2 separate regions of the Homo sapiens genome follow, and region 1 is linked to region 2. A link is an interaction called in ENCODE POLR2A ChIA-PET data of the cell type or tissue named here. Cell type or tissue: K562. All regions are shown on one strand.

Evidence for each region. ChIA-PET counts read pairs that join two places held together with the same protein. Peaks named below come from ENCODE experiments on the same cell type or tissue, not always from the same donor. Only the 100,000 strongest peaks of a DNase experiment are listed, where the experiment ranks them.
Region 1: POLR2A ChIA-PET joins it to region 2 with 11 read pairs; 10 of 35 experiments call an interaction of 5 or more read pairs at or near these places.

What each region holds. Positions count from the first base shown.
Region 1 is chr22:23,169,735-23,177,734 of GRCh38, forward strand. It overlaps a transcript of RSPH14 not described here. Among named protein-coding and RNA genes, the nearest start is that of BCR, 6.8 kb to the right of the region's middle. RefSeq lists enhancers at 4,213-4,262, 4,248-4,542, 6,635-6,734 and a silencer at 7,122-7,221. In K562, no CTCF peak of the experiment used is centred here; DNase peaks (open chromatin) are centred at 4,367 and 7,637; H3K27me3 peaks cover 371 bases.
Region 2 is chr22:23,257,521-23,265,520 of GRCh38, forward strand. BCR (BCR activator of RhoGEF and GTPase) reads left to right here. Exons shown (of 23, transcript NM_004327.4): 3 at 3,430-3,534; 4 at 3,835-4,020. It also overlaps the pseudogene RN7SL263P and the pseudogene FBXW4P1. Among named protein-coding and RNA genes, the nearest start is that of LINC02556, 65 kb to the right of the region's middle. RefSeq lists enhancers at 1-377, 6,649-6,898. In K562, CTCF peaks have their summits at 3,055 and 7,635; DNase peaks (open chromatin) are centred at 2,879, 3,255, 3,531, 7,811 and 9 weaker places.

The DNA.
Region 1 (8,000 bases), 88 kb before region 2:
ACCCCTGAAGACTGTGTGACCCTCATGAGCAGAGCCATTGCACCCACCCACAAGGGGCCTTTGGGTGAATTAGAAAAAGGTACCTTGGCTGGGTGCGGTGGTGCACACCTGTAATTCTGGCACTTTGGGAGGTGGAGGTGGGCGGATCGCTTGAGCTCAGGAATTCGAGAACAGGGCAACATGGCAAAACTGTCTCTACAAAAACTATAAAAATTAGCTGGGCATGGTGGTGTGTGCCTGTAGTCCCAGCTACTTGTGAGGCTGAGGTGGAAGGATCGCTTGGGCCCAGAAGCTTGAGACTGCAGAGAGCTGAGATTGTGCCACTGCACTCCCTCCTAAGCAACTGAACAAGACCCTTTAAAAAAAAAAAAAAAAGCAAAAAAAGAAAAAGCCACCTGTGCAGTTCCCCAAAAAGTAAAACATAGAATTGTCACATGACATGGCCCAGAAATATACCGTTCCTAGGTATATCCTCCAAAGAACTGAAAGCAGACTCAAACAAGTACATTGCCTTAGTGGGAGCCTGCCATAGTCTAGGTGGTTTTTAGAACAACAGAAATTTATTTCTCACAGTCCCGGAGGCTGGAAGTTCCAGATCAGGGTGCCAACACGGTTGGATTCTGGCAAGGGCCCTTTTCTAGGTCACAAACTGTAGAATTCTCACTGTATCCTCACATAGCAAAAAGAATTTGAGAGCGCTCTTCAGGGTTCCTTTAAAAGGCCACTAATCCCAGCCAGGCACAGTGGCTCACACCTGTAATCCTAGCACTTTGGCAGGCCGAGGCGGACAGACTGCCTGAGCTCAGGAGTTTGAGAGAAGCTTGGGCAACATGGTGAAAAAAAAACAAATTAGCCGGGCGTGGTGGTGAGCACCTGTAGTCCCAGCTACTCGGGAAGCTGAGGCAGAAGAATTGCTTGAACCCAGGAGGCGGAGGTTGCAGTGAGCTGAGATCATGCCACTGCACTCCAGCCTGGTGACAGAGCGAGACTCCACCTCAAAATAAATAAATAAATAAGGCCACTAATCCCATTCACGAGGACTCCACCCAGGACTTAACTACCTCCGAGGCACATTGAGGGTTAGAATTTCATATATATATATATATATATACCTACATATTTCCCACTTAGAGATGGGGTCTGACTATGTTCCCCAGGCTGGCGTGCTGTGGCTATTCACAGGCACAATCCCACTACTGATTGGCACAGAAGTTTTAGCCTGTTGCACTTTCTTTTTTCTTCTTTTTTTTTCAAGGTGGAGTCTCACTCTGTCCCCAGGCTGGAGTGCAGTAGTGCAATCTTGGCTCACTGCGGCCTCTGCCTCCCGGGTTCAAGCGATCCTCCTGCCTCAGCCTCCTGAGTAGCTGGGACTACAGGCGTGCACCACCACGCCCAGCCAATTTTTGTATTTTTAGTAGAGACAAGGTTTCACCATGTTGGCCAGGATGGTCTCAATCTCCTGACCTCATGATCCACCCACTGTGGCCTCCCAAAGTGCTGGGATTACAGGCGTGAGCCACTGAGCCTGGCCTACACTTTCTACCTGGGCAGGTTCACTCCTCCTTAGGAAACCTGATGGTCATCATGTTGATGACCCAGGAAGTCATCATACTGATGCTGAACTTAGTGCAGACACCTGACAGGCATAGTGCACTAAAGCCCAGAACTCCTAGATTCAAGCAACCCTCCCACCTCAGCCTCTGGAGTAGCTGGAACTACAAGTGTGTACCACAATGCCCAGCTAGAATTTCAACATACAAATTTTGGGGGACACAAACATTCAGTCCATTGTATACATGTACATACACATTCAAGTAATATTATTCATGCTGAGCGCGGTGGCTCACACCTGTAATCCCAGCACCTTGAGAGGCAGTGGGGGTGGATCACCTGAGGTCAGGAGTTTGAGACCAGCCTGATCAACATGGTGAAACCCCGTCTCTACTAAAAATACAAAATTAGCCAGGCGTGGTGGCACGTGCCTGTAATCTCAGCTACTCGGGAGGCTGAGGCAAGAGAATCGCTTGAAACTGGGAGGTAGAGATTGCGGTGAGCTGAGATCTTGCCATTGCACTCCAGCCTGGGCAACAAGAGCAAAACTCTGTCTCAAAAAAAAAAAACAAAAAAAAAAAAACAAGCAATGTTATTGACAACAGTGAAAAAGTGGAAGCCAGGATCGGTGGCACATATCTGTAGTCAGCTTCCTATCTAACAGGCCAGTCCTCAAGCACCTGGTTACCAGGAAGAAGAAACAAAAATTGTTAAAAAGCACCCTTCCTTAATGCATTTTATATCCATCTGTTAAAACAATTGCCATCATAAACTGATTCTGTAAGAATAAGACATACAAATGGAATCATACAATATGTGGCTTTTTGTGACTGCTTCTTTCACTTAGCATAATGTTTTCAAGGCTCATCCATGTTGTAGCATTTATCAGTACAATATTTCATTTCATTTTTTTCTTTTTCAGACAGCGTCTGGTTCTGTTGCCCCTCTGGAGTGCAGTGGCACTATCATGGCTCACTACAATCTCTGCCTATAGTGATGGTGCGCGTATAGTCCCAGCTACTTGGGAGGCTGAGGTGGGAGAACTGCTTGAATCCGGGAGGTGGAGGTTGCTGTGAGCCAAGATCACACCATTGTACTCCAGCCTGGGTGACAGAGCGAGATTCTGTCTCAAAAAAAAAAAAAAAAAAGGCCAGGTGCAGTGGCTCAGCCTGTAATCCCAGCACTTTGGGAGGCCGAGGCGGGCAGATCACGAGGTCAGGAGATCAAGACCATGGTGAAACCCCATCTCTACTAAAAAAATACAAAAAATTAGCCAGGCGCGGTAGTGGGTGCCTGTAGTCCCAGCTACTTGGGAGGCTGAGGCAGGAAATGGTATGAACCCAGGAGGCGGAGCAAGAATCCGTCTCAAAAAAAAAAAAAAAGACTGGGCACGGTGGCTCACACCTTTAATCCCAGCACTTTGGGAGGCCGAGGCAGGGTGGATTGTGAGGTCAGGAGATCGAGACCATCCTGGCTAACACGGTGAAACCCCATCTCTACTAAAAATACAAAAAATTAGCCGGGTGTGGTGGCAGGCGCCTGTAGTCCCAGCTACTCGGGAGGCTGAGGCAGGAGAATGGCATGAACCCAGGAGGCGGAACTTGCAGTGAGCCGAGATCGCCCCACTGCACTCCAGCCTGGGGTACAGAACGAGACTGCATCTAAAAAAAAAAAAAGAATGTCATATATTTGGAATCATACAGTATGTAGCCTTTTCAGAATAGTGTCTTTTCATATGGTAATAGGCATTTAAGTTTCCTCCATGTTTTTCCATGGCTTGTCAGCTCCTTTCTTTTTAGTGCTGATTAATATTCCATTGTCTGGATGTACCACAGTTTCTTTCTTTCTTTTTTTCTTTTTTTTCTTTGAGACGGAGTCTCGCTCTGTCACCCAGGCTGGAGTGCAGTGGCGCGATCTCCGCTCACTGCAAGCTCCGCCTTCCAGGTTCACGCCATTCTCCTGCCTCAGCCTCCCAAATAGCTGGGACTACAGGTGCCTGCCACCATGCCCAGCTAATTTTTTGTATTTTTAGCAGAGATGGGGTTTCAACATGTTAGCCAGGATGATCTCGATCTCCTGACCTCGTGAGCCGCCCGCCTCGGCCTCCCAAAGTTCTGAGATTACAGGCATCAGCCACTGTGCCTGGCCTTCTTTTCATTTATTTATTTAATTTGAGACAGGGTCTCACTCTGTCGCCCAGGCTGGAGTGCAGGGGTATGATCATAGCTCACTAAAACTTCAACCTCCCTGGCTCAAGCAATCCTTCCACCTCAGCCTCCAGAGTAGCTGGGACTACAGACACATGCCACAATGCTCAGGTAATTTTTTTATTTTTGGTTTTTTGTTTTTTGTTTTTTTTTTTTAGAGATGGGGTCTCACTATGGTGCCCAGGCTGGTCTCAAACTTCTTCTCCGTTATTATTTACTATTTATTTATTTTGAGACGGAGTCTCGCTCTGTCACCTAGGCTGGAGTGCAGCAGCACGATCTTGGCTCACTGCAAACGTCCATCTCCTGGGTTCCAGCGATTCTCTTGCCTCAGCCTCCTGAGTAGCTGGGACTACAGGCATGCGCCACCACACCAGGCTAACTTTTTCATATTTTTAGTAGAGACAGGGTTTCGCCATGTTGGTCAGGCTGGTCTTGAACTCCTGACCTCAAATGATCCACCCTCCTCGGCCTCCCAAAGTGCTGGGATTACAGGTGTGAGCCACTGTGCCCAGCCTCTATTCTTTCATCTGTTGACTGACACCTGCATGCTTTCCATCCCCAGGGCTTTGAGGCATGAGAAGTTCTGCATTGTCTCCAGCAGAGGGGGCGGTTGGGTCCCAGCCTGTTCTTCCAGTAAAGGGAAAGGGTGGCCTCCGGGAGGGGTTTGCTGGAACTTTTGCTTGGGGCCTAGGAACCACTTGGGCTGCTGCTGAGGGTGTGTGACGGTGTGTGTGTGTGTTTTGATTTTAAAATTACTTCTAGGCTGGGCACTGTGGCTCACGCCTGTAATCCCAGCACTTCGGGGAGCTGAGTTAGGAGGATCACTTAAGCCCAGGCGTCTAAGGCTGCAGTGAGCTAGGATTGCAATAATGCACTCCAGCATGGGTCACAGAGCGAGACCCCCATCTCAAAAAATATATAAGTAAATAAATAAATAATAGAATCATGTAACCACACTCAGAGAACAAGGGAAATTGAGGGGGAACATCACCAAAAACCCCACTTCTCTGTTATATTTTAGTTTCGAGATTTAAAAACATAATATGGATTGGGGATGCTGGAAATACTTGTTATCTAATTGTGGCGATGGCTTCAAAGTATACACAGATGTCAACACTCATCAAATCGCACTCCTTATGCGCAGTTTATGACACTTCAATTATACTTCAATAAAGTTGTAAAAAAAAAAAAAGCTGAGTGTGGTGGCTCACGCCTGTAATCCCAGTACTTTGGGAGGCTGAGGCAGGTGGATCCCCTGAGGTTGGGAGTTCGCAACCAGCCTGACCAACATGGAGAAACCCCGTTTCTACTAAAAATACAAAATTAGCCAGGAATGGTGGTGCATGCCTGTAATCCCAGCTACTCGGGAGGCTGAGGCAGGAGAATTGCTTGAACCGGGAAGCGGAGGTTGTGGTGAGCTGAGATCACGCCATTGCACTGCAGCCTGGGCAACAAGAGCAAAACTCCGTCTCAAAAAAAAAGAAAAAAAGATTGTAAAAAAAAAATTTTTTTTTTTTTTCAGACAGAGTCTCGCTCTGTCACCCAGGCTGGAGTGCAGTGACGCAATCTTGGCTCACTACAAGCTCCGCCTCCTGGGTTCACGCCATTCTCCTGCCTCAGCCTCCGAGTAGCTGGGACTACAGACGCCCACCACCACACCCGGCTAATTTGTTTTTGTATTTTTAGTAGAGTCGGGGTTTCACCGTGTTAGCCAGAATGGTCTCGATATCCTGACCTCATGATCTGCCCGCCTCGGCCTCCCAAAGTGCTGGGATTACAGGCGTCAGCCACGGCACTTGGCAAAAAATCTATTTTTTTTTAAATTACAAAAGATAGGTGGGTTGGCTTGTTTGTTTGTTTTTTCTTGAGACAGAGTCTCACTCCATCACCCAGGCTGGAGTGCAGTGGCGTAATCTCCCCTCACTGCAACCTCCGCCTACTGGATCCAAGCAATTCTCCAGCCTCCGCCTCTGGAGTCACCATGCCCAGCTAATTTTTATATTTTTGGTAGAGACAGGGTTTCACCATATTGGCCAGTCTGATCTTAAACTCCTGACCTCAAGTGACCCGCCCGCCTAGCCTCCCAAAGTGCTGGGATTACAGGCGTGAGCCATAGATAGGCGTTTTATTATGAAGAATTTAGAAAAGCATGATGATTTAGAAAATAAATGTCACCCACTGCTCATAGACAGCTGTGGAGCCCTTGGTGAAGCCCCCTCCTCCTGCTGAACCCCTCAGAAGGCTCCTGGGGTAGCGCTCAGGGCCCATCCAGCCTCCAGCTTCTGCAGCCAAGTTCCAGGGCCCACCTCTGCCCTGCCGGCCTCATGATGCCAGACTCAGCTAGCATCCTTCCCACTGAGGGAACAGCAGCTATCAGCATGAGGCTCTGCCTTCTTCACTGAGTCTTCTCCGCTCAGACTCCAGGGTCCCCATCATCTCCCTGGCCAGTCCCTTCTCAGTCCCTCTGCCTCTACTTCCCCCCTAGTCCAGTAACTGTCCCTTCTCCACCCAGCCTCACGCAGGCAGGGGGAGAGTCTCCAGCCCCGTGGCAACAAACAACATCGATTCACTGGCAACACTCCACTTTCTCTCTGAGGTCTTCATTGCTCCTTGGTGCAACAGGGTCACCCTCTGCCTGATGCCTGCTCATGGATGGGCTATGCGGACCTGAAGCCCTGTGCAGGCACCTCTGCTTGCCTGTTGCAGTCACCATCCCAAAGTCATCCCCATGAGCTGGCCTCCCTCTGTTGGGGAAAAGCTGGGTGTGGGGAGAGAAGCTGAGGCAGGGCTTGCATGTCTGCTAGACTTGCTGGCTCCTTCCTTCTAGCACTCTCATTATCTCAAGTAGCCATATGTTTCAAAGAAAATGCTAAACTGTCACAGCTGTAGCTCATTTGCTTGATACACCGCTTCCTTTCAATCCCCACATCCTCACCACCTGTTTCTTTGTTTGATCACCAATAAATAGCATAGGCTCCTAGGGCTAGAGGCCTTTGCAGCCTCTATACTAGCGTTGGCCCCCTGGTCCCACTTTCTCTCTTGCCTTTTCTCACTCCTTTGACTCCGCCAGACTTTGTCGCCCCCACGGCCTGGTGTTGGGTCTGATCACCCCAACATCCCTCATTCCCCACACCCACTCCATCTACAAGTCCCATGAGTTTTACTTCCAGAATGCTCCTGAATTCTAACCCCTTCTCTGGGGTACCTTGCTTCTGCCCTATTCTGGGTCACCAATGCCTTCCTCATAAACAATTGCCACAATCCCCAACCACTCCCCCTACTCCCACCTCCCACGCCCAACCTTCCATGCAACAGACCCCAGCAAGTCACCCCGCTTCCTGTGCGGTTGAGTACAGCAGCCACGGTGGCCATTGAAACTCACTAACACGAAACCAAACATTCAGTTCTTCAGCTGCCCCAGCCACGTTTCAGATGCTCAGTAATCACACGGGGCAGCTCGTGGCTGCCACATTGTGCAGCACAGATTACAGAACATGCCCATGGTACTGGCAAGTTCTATCGGACAGTGCAGGTCTAGAACCTTTGAGCAGCTTTTCCTTGCATTTAGAATAAAACCCAAACTTTGTGCAGGCCTACAAGGCCCTGCCTCACCTCTGATCCCACTTCCTACTGCCTACACCAGCCTCATCTCCCAACCTGGCTGCTCCTCAAACAGAACTTTGAAGCCTCCTTGTCCTTTGCCTACCTGGTCCTTGTCCTTAGGACCAGCTCAGGCATCACCTCCCCTGGCAAGCCTTTCCCCGAACTGTGCCTTCTCCCACAGGACACACACACCTTTGCTATAGCCGGGCTGTGAATGCCTTATCACTTCCTCCCCCATACACAGGCATCGCTCTCGGTGACCTATCTGCCCTCCAGGCCATGCACACATCTGGTTCCTCATTCCACCAGACCTGGTTGAGCACTTACTCTGAGCTCACTATATGAGAGACATAGGGGAACAAGACAAACAGGTCTGTGACCTTGCAGAGTTTAGATCTAGTTGGAACAGACACTGAGTGGGGGATTACAGAGTGTTATGTGTGTCTAAACCCCATGCCCATGCCCATGCCCTGCTGCATTCCTCCCTAGGGAGGGATGGATGATAAGAAAACTCTACAGGAAAGGCCCAGAGGCTCAGGATAGGGGTGCTTTCAGGGAAGTCCTGAGGAGAGAACAGTGTCCTTGGGGCCAGAAGAGGCTGTCCCACAAGGGAGAAAGCCACTATCTGGACGTGTC
Region 2 (8,000 bases):
ACGGCTGGCAGGCTGGGTGGATGGGTGGCGCTGCCCAAGGGACCCACCATTCCCTTCACCTCTTCTCCTCTTGTGGAGCAGGGAGCGGCATCTGCACACAGTAGGAGGCACCTGCAGGGGCAGCTGGGGTGCTTTCCCCAAAGACTCCACCATTCATGATGGGCAGAGAGGGGGTGTCATAGGTCGCCCCACCCTACGTGTATGTGCACCATGGGCAGCAGACTTGCTGAACTTGGGTAGCATTTCAGGGCACCAAGGCAGGCTCAACTGACAGCCCTGGGTTCCTTGGACCCAACTGTCTCCAAGTGAGAGTACGGAGACCCTGAAGGAGCCCTCAGAGATTCATAAAAACGCAGCCAACACTAGGATACAACCAGGTGTTTAAGATCCACTCATTGATTTATTAAATGAATCTTAATTGAGCACCTGGGTGTTCTGGGCACTGTGCTAGACAGGGAAGTTCCTAGCTCAGGCACAGCCGTGGCCTGGAGGCTCCCACCCGTGGAGTCACTGCCTACCCTGCCCTGGGGGGACAGGTGTGCATGGAACCTGCGTGTCCTTTTCCTTGGAGCTGCTCTCAGCCCAGATCTTGATGGCTGTCCCCCCCACACACATGTACGTGTGTATAAATGCATATATATACACACATATACACAGGCACCCGGGCATGCTGACACCTCATGCATACATTCACACAAGTGTGCACACACTTAGGAGATTCCCAGGGCAAAAAGGTGGCCCAGGAAGGCTTTTTAGATGGTCCCAGTGGGCAAGTGAGGATGTGTGGTCCAAGCCCCAGGGACTCAAATGGGGCACAGGGTGGGGCTCCCTCCCCGGGCAGTGGAGGCTCAGGGCCGGAGGGCATTTGCCTGAGACCATGGGGCAGGCCAGGCCCTGGGCACTTCGTGTTGAACCTGCTGTCTATACCATGACATGCCTCCCTCCTAGAGGGCCAGGGAAATAGGACAGCAGGGTTGGGAGTAGGCAGGGGCTGTGCTGGGACCCTGATTCCAAATTCTACAGATACCATGAGGCCTGAGCTGACCTCAGTCAGATCCTTCCTCAAACCCATCAGTTCTCACTGGAGGTGATTCTGCTCCCAGGGCATGTGTGGCAGCGCCTGGAGACATTGTGGCTGCCACACCTCGGGGGAGAGGGTGTTACTCACATACGATAGGTAGAGGCAAGGATGCTGCACAGAATCCTGCAAGGCACAGGATGCCACCCAGCCCCTGACAGAGACTCCTCCGGGCCTAGATGTCAGCGGGGCCAACGAGAAGCCTGCCCGCAGCCAGTGATTTTCCCCGAAAGTGGGAAAGTGAGTGATCAGGGACCACCGCCCCAGTTCCACGCCTGTGAGCCCAGCAACCAGTGGAGAAGTGGACGGGGCTGTCACAGACACCGGACCTGGCACCACCCCCACCCCCCGCACCCACACACTTTCCTCTGACTGCAGGCAGGGCCATTGGGCACAGGCGGAACAAAGGGAGCACGGCCTCAGCCCGGTGGAGCACTGAGGTGCTGCCATGGGCATGGCCAGCCTCCAACATTGCCAGTGGCCAGGGAGTAGGCGGGAGTGGCCAGGAAGTCAGGTGGCGATTTCTGTGGCCTTTGGCATCATCATCTTTGGTGTCATGCCTTTGCTGGGACTGTTGTAACAAAGCATCACAGACTGGGGGGCTTAAAGAACAGGAGTTTATTTTCTCCTAGTCCTGGAGGCCTGAAATCCAAGATCAAGGGGTGGGCAGGGTTGGTTTCTTCTCGGGCCCCTCTCCTGGGCTTGTCTTCTCTATGTGTCTTCACATAATGTTCCCTCCATTTGAGTCTGTGTCCTGACCTCTTCTTTTACAAGCACCCCAGTCCTGGTGGGGTAACATGGCTCATGCCTGTAATCCCACCACTCTGGGAGTTTGAGGTAGAAGGACCGCTTGAGCTCAGGAGTTTGAGACCAGCCTGGGCAACATGACAAGACCTTGTTTCTATTACCAAAAAAAAAATTTTTTTTTTTTTTTTGAGATGGAGTTTCGCTCTTGTTGCCCAGGCTGGAGTGCCACAGCATGGTCTCGGCTCACTGCAACCTCCCCCTCCTGTGTTCAGGCAATTCTCCTGCCTCTGCCTCCCAAGTAGTGGGGATTATAGGTGCCCGCCACCACACCCGGCTAATTTTTGTATTTTTAGTAGAGACGGGGTTTCACCATGTTGGCCAAGGCTGGTGATCTCGAACTCCTGGCCTCAGGTGATCTGCCCGCCTCGGCCTCCCAAACTGCTGGGATTACAGGCGTGAGACATTGAGCCTGGACCCCCCAAAAATGTTTAAGTTAGCAGAGCGAGGTGGTGGGTGCATGAGGTCCCAGCTACTTGGGAGGCTCAGATGGGAGGATGACTTGAGCCTGGGCTCTCAAGGCTGCAGTAAGCTGTGACTGTGCCACAGCGCTCCAGCCTGAGCGACAGAGTGAGACATCGTCTCAAAAAAAACAAAAAAGAATGTGACATATGGAACCTTTTGGCTTCAGTTTACCTTAAAGGCCCTGCCTTCAGATACGGTAACGTTCTAAGGTACTGGGGGTTAGGGCTTCCACGTGAATTTGAGTGGGGAGGGGAGATGTTATCATAACTAGGACTAGAAGGTGGCCTCCCAGGGGCATGGGCTCTGTCCCCTACATCAACATCCAACAATGTGTCAGCTTCATCATTTGGAGACAAAAACAGTAGAGCTTCCCTGAACTTTCAGCAGGGACGCTAATGAGAAGGGGGGACTTTGTCATAGCCCACATGTAAGAGGGTCCCTGCCAGTCCAGTGATGTCAGGGTCTAAAAAGCAGGGTCAGGGGACACAGGCCTTGAGCCCCAGGGACAGGGTTCTTCTGGGGCAGATGGTAGCAGTCCCTGTGGCTGGGAGGGAGGGCATCTGGAGAAGGCGGTGCTGCCTGGGCCCCGTCAATCGAAGGGTCATGTGGCGGCAGCAGTCAGAGAATCCAGGTGAGGCGGGCCCCAGGTGAGCAGTGGGGAGTGGAGTTTGGCTGCAGCAGAAGCCAGGTGGCCATGCTGTGGGCTCTGACGCCCCCTCAGGTCAGAGCCTCCTTCTCCTTCCCTGACTGTGTCAGGCAGCTGCCCTTGGGTTGCATGCAGAAGCGTGGAGGGAGGCCTGGCCCAGCCTGCTCCGCACCAAACTCTGTTTCGTGGTCTGGCAAGAGTAAGGGTGGCCCTGGTGTTGCCAGATGACCCCCCTCCCCGGGATTCTCAGTGACTGTGAGTGTGTGGCTTAGTATGTGCGGAGGGTCCCCTGCCTCCCTTTAATTCCATGTGGAGCCTTTGTGGGGGCAGGGGTTTGTCCAGAGGTCAACAAGCTGGCCCTCCTCTCTCAGAGGGCCCTGATGGAAGAATCCCCCTACCACCCTTCCAGGCTGACTTCTGTCTATTTCTCCTGCAGAGTGAGCTGGACTTGGAAAAGGGCTTGGAGATGAGAAAATGGGTCCTGTCGGGAATCCTGGCTAGCGAGGAGACTTACCTGAGCCACCTGGAGGCACTGCTGCTGGTGAGGAGGATTTAGGGAGCTGAGCAGGGCGGGATGGGGCAGGGTGACAGGGTTGGGGAGCCTCTTTGCCCTTAAGTCCCAGGTCAGCTGTCAGAGCCTGGGTGCAGCTCGCCATCCCTGGAGTGGATACCAGTGGAAGACTGAGTTGCCAAACCAAGCTGGTTTTAAAATTGTATTTGTTATGTGATTTAAAAATAAAAGTGCATATGTCAGGTAACCATGACTGTCTACTGCCATACAATGCACCTGACGGATGGCAGCCCCTCTCACCTGTGCTACCTCACTTGTGCCCTCTTCCAGCCCATGAAGCCTTTGAAAGCCGCTGCCACCACCTCTCAGCCGGTGCTGACGAGTCAGCAGATCGAGACCATCTTCTTCAAAGTGCCTGAGCTCTACGAGATCCACAAGGAGTTCTATGATGGGCTCTTCCCCCGCGTGCAGCAGTGGAGCCACCAGCAGCGGGTGGGCGACCTCTTCCAGAAGCTGGTGAGTAACCCAGGGCCGGTGCTGGGACTACAGGCGTGTACCACCACGTCCAGCTAATTTTTTGCATTTTTAGTAGAGACAGGGTTTTGCTATGTTGGCCAGGCTGGTCTCAAACTCCTAACCTCAAGTGATCCACCTGCCTCAGCCTCCCAAAGTACTGAGATTACAGGCGTGAGCCGCCATGCCCAGCCTTTTTTTTTTTTTTTCTAATTTATATTTATTTAGATAGTTATTTTTAAAAAGAGATGGGGACTTACTACGTTGTCCAGGCTGGAGTGCAGTGGCTATTCACAGGCGCAATTCCACTGCTCATCAGCACGGGAGTTTTGACCTCCTTCCTTTCCAACCTTGGCTGTTTCACTCCTTCTTAGGCAAACTGATGGTTCCCGACTCCTGGGAGGTCACCATATTGATGCCAAACTTAGTGTGTAGTGCACTACAGCCCAGAACTCCTGACTGAAGCCATCCTCCGGCCTCAGCCTTCCGCGTAGCTGGGGCTATAGGTGCACGCCACCACACCCTGTGTGTGGCTGGGACTACAGGTGCACGCCATCACACCCTGTGTGCGCCATCACACCCTGTGTGCACCATCACACCCTGTGTGCACACACTTTCCCTAAAGCAGGCTTCCTCCGCTGGGAAACAAGTCCTCTAGGGGCAGGTGTGGCCAGAGGCCAGGCCCCCCTCTAAGTGTGAAGAGCATGTGATTCCTTAAAAGCCCTTCCCCCAGCACTTCTGGACTACCGAGACACACAGCTCTGGCCTCGGGCCTCCCCTTGGCTGGTGCTGGGGGCTGAGTTTTCTGCTCTGAGGTGTGGCTTTCCTGTAGGGGGACCCCTCCCTCTGCCACCCTGTGCTGCAGACCCCCAGACTCCAGGCCAGAGCTAAGGCTTGAGGAACACAGAAGGCACTTAATTTGTTCCAGTTCTTGCTCCCTGGGGCTCTTTCCCCCATGGCCAGAGAGCAGGAGGCTGTATTTTGATACATGCTGCCCCCTCCATCTTTGAAGCCCCCCCACCCCCGTTTCTCCGTGTGTGTGTCAGCAGTTTTAAACCTAGTGGAGGGTGGTGGCTCGGGCTGGGCTCCGCGTCGGGCTGCCCCGCAGCTGCTCTTGGGCAGCCAGGGCCGCTGGGTGTGGGGCCGCCGGGAATGGCGGGCCCGGGTGAGGGCGGGCCCGGGTGAGGGCGGGGGCGGAGAGGCGAAGAAGCTGCAGGAAGGGAGGGTGACGAGGGGGAAGCGAAGGAAGGGGAAGAGGAAGGGAAAAGCGAGCGAGAGGGGCAAGGCGGAAGAGGAAGCAGGGCGGAAGGGAAGCCCGGGCCGCAGACGGCGAAGGAGGCAGCGGGCCGGGGGCTGAGGCGGGAGCGAGGACACGCCCAAGAGAGGAAGCAGAGGGAGGCGGAAGCGTGGAGGAAGGGGCGAGAGGCATCATCAAAGGAGATGAGGGGAGCGTAGGGGCCGGGAAAGAGGCACAAGGAAGAAAGTATGGGAAGGAGGAATGGAGGGTCAGGGCTAGGCGGCGGGAGGGCGCCAGGCCGGGAAGAGTACAAGGACAAGGAGGTCAGGTTTGGGCCTACATCCCGGGGACAGGGGCGGCCATGGCGGCGGCAGCCAGGGAGGAGGAGGAGGAGGCGGCTCGGGAGTCAGCCGCCTGCCCGGCTGCGGGGCCAGCGCTCTGGCGCCTGCCGGAAGTGCTGCTGCTGCACATGTGCTCCTACCTCGACATGCGGGCCCTCGGCCGCCTGGCCCAGGTGTACCGCTGGCTGTGGCACTTCACCAACTGCGACCTGCTCCGGCGCCAGATAGCCTGGGCCTCGCTCAACTCCGGCTTCACGCGGCTCGGCACCAACCTGATGACCAGTGTCCCAGTGAAGGTGTCTCAGAACTGGATAGTGGGGTGCTGCCGAGAGGGGATTCTGCTGAAGTGGAGATGCAGTCAGATGCCCTGGATGCAGCTAGAGGATGATGCTTTGTACATATCCCAGGCTAATTTCATCCTGGCCTACCAGTTCCGTCCAGATGGTGCCAGCTTGAACCGTCAGCCTCTGGGAGTCTGCTGGGCATGATGAGGACGTTTGCCACTTTGTGCTGGCCACCTCGCATATTGTCAGTGCAGGAGGAGATGGGAAGATTGGCCTTGGTAAGATTCACAGCACCTTCGCTGCCAAGTACTGGGCTCATGAACAGGAGGTGAACTGTGTGGATTGCAAAGGGGGCATCATATCATTGTGAGTGGCTCCAGGGACAGGACGGCCAAGGTGTGGCCTTTGGCCTCAGGCCAGCTGGGGTAGTGTTTATACACCATCCAGACTGAAGACCAAATCTGGTCTGTTGCTATCAGGCCATTACTCAGCTCTTTTGTGACAGGGACGGCTTGTTGTGGGCACTTCTCACCCCTGAAAATCTGGGACCTCAACAGTGGGCAGCTGATGACACACTTGGACAGAGACTTTCCCCCAAGGGCTGGGGTGCTGGATGTCATATATGAGTCCCCTTTCGCACTGCTCTCCTGTGGCTATGACACCTATGTTCGCTACTGGGACTGCCGCACCAGTGTCCGGAAATGTGTCATGGAGTGGGAGGAGCCCCACAACAGCACCCTGTACTGCCTGCAGACAGATGGCAACCACTTGCTTGCCACAGGTTCCTCCTTCTATAGCGTTGTACGGCTGTGGGACCGGCACCAAAGGGCCTGCCCGCACACCTTCCCGCTGACGTCGACCCGCCTCGGCAGCCCTGTGTACTGCCTGCATCTCACCACCAAGCATCTCTATGCTGCGCTGTCTTACAACCTCCACGTCCTGGATATTCAAAACCCGTGACCGTCAGGGCCACCCCTGCCTGTGGGCCAAGGAGACCAGTGAGTCAGGGACCTCTCTTGCATGAAGGGTGCAGTGATAGTTCCTCCCCACTGCCCCACTGTGCTCCTGGGCCTGTGACCCCAGTGCTCAGGCACCTTGCAGTAGAGGCTTCTGACTCCTGGAGCTTTGTGGCTTACCAGAGATGCAGTCCCTCCCAGGAACCTGTTGGAGAGGCAGGACCTGCTGCTTTAGAGGAGTGCAGCTGAACCTCGGCCCTGCGACTCTGTTTGGCCAGAGCAAGGATCTGGCCTGGAGAGGCCCATCCTACACCCCTTATTAGAGCCGTGATAGCCTACAGAGTGAGGTGAGGTTCTCCCGCCTTCCCAGGTGGTTTCTTTCTGCCACTTCCTGGAAAGAAAGGTGAGGCTGCCAATAGCCCGCTAGCACCAGCCAGACCTCACGCTTGACCAACCTCTCGGGGCCAGAGGTTCATTCCTGGGGCACTGTGGCCTGGTTTTGTTTTGAAACCAAGAGAGGGCAAAGGGAACCCAGCAGTTCTGAGTGAGTTCTAGCCAGCCCTACCTCAGGCTGGCTGTTGAGAGATTTTACAATTTTCATTTTTGTAAAAATAAAGCTTGATTGTTCACAGAAAAAAAAAGAAAAAAAACCTAGTGGACGTGACTTGGCCTGCCGCCCTCCTGAGAAATGGAGAATCGTGTTGTTGGGGGGAAAAAAACACACATCCAGAGCTCTTTGCCAGATAATATTCCGAAATCACTCAGAGACTTTTTTAAAACTTTAATATCTGAGGAACACTGGAATTTAACTTTGGAAGGTTTCCGCTGGCTGCCCTGGAGGCCTTGAGCTACCTTCATGCGTCAGATGATGCAGCCGGAAGACTCGGAGGAGAGGCTGGCGTTGCAGTGGGAAGTTGTTCCCCATAACGACGAGCTGAGTACTCACGTGTGTTCAACCTGGGCTGGGTGCTGGGGACTCCCCAAGGACAGATAGGCCCGGTGCCTGCCCTTGTCCCCATGACCAGCTCAGTAGGGTTGGCCCAGCATCGCTCTGTCAGGTTTCCGGGTTGGACAAGTCTTAGGACCAAAGGAGCTTGCAGTGCCCTTCCCAGCTCCGGTGCCTCTTCCAAGCCCAGGAACTCGTGATCCACGTCCAGTGGTTCAG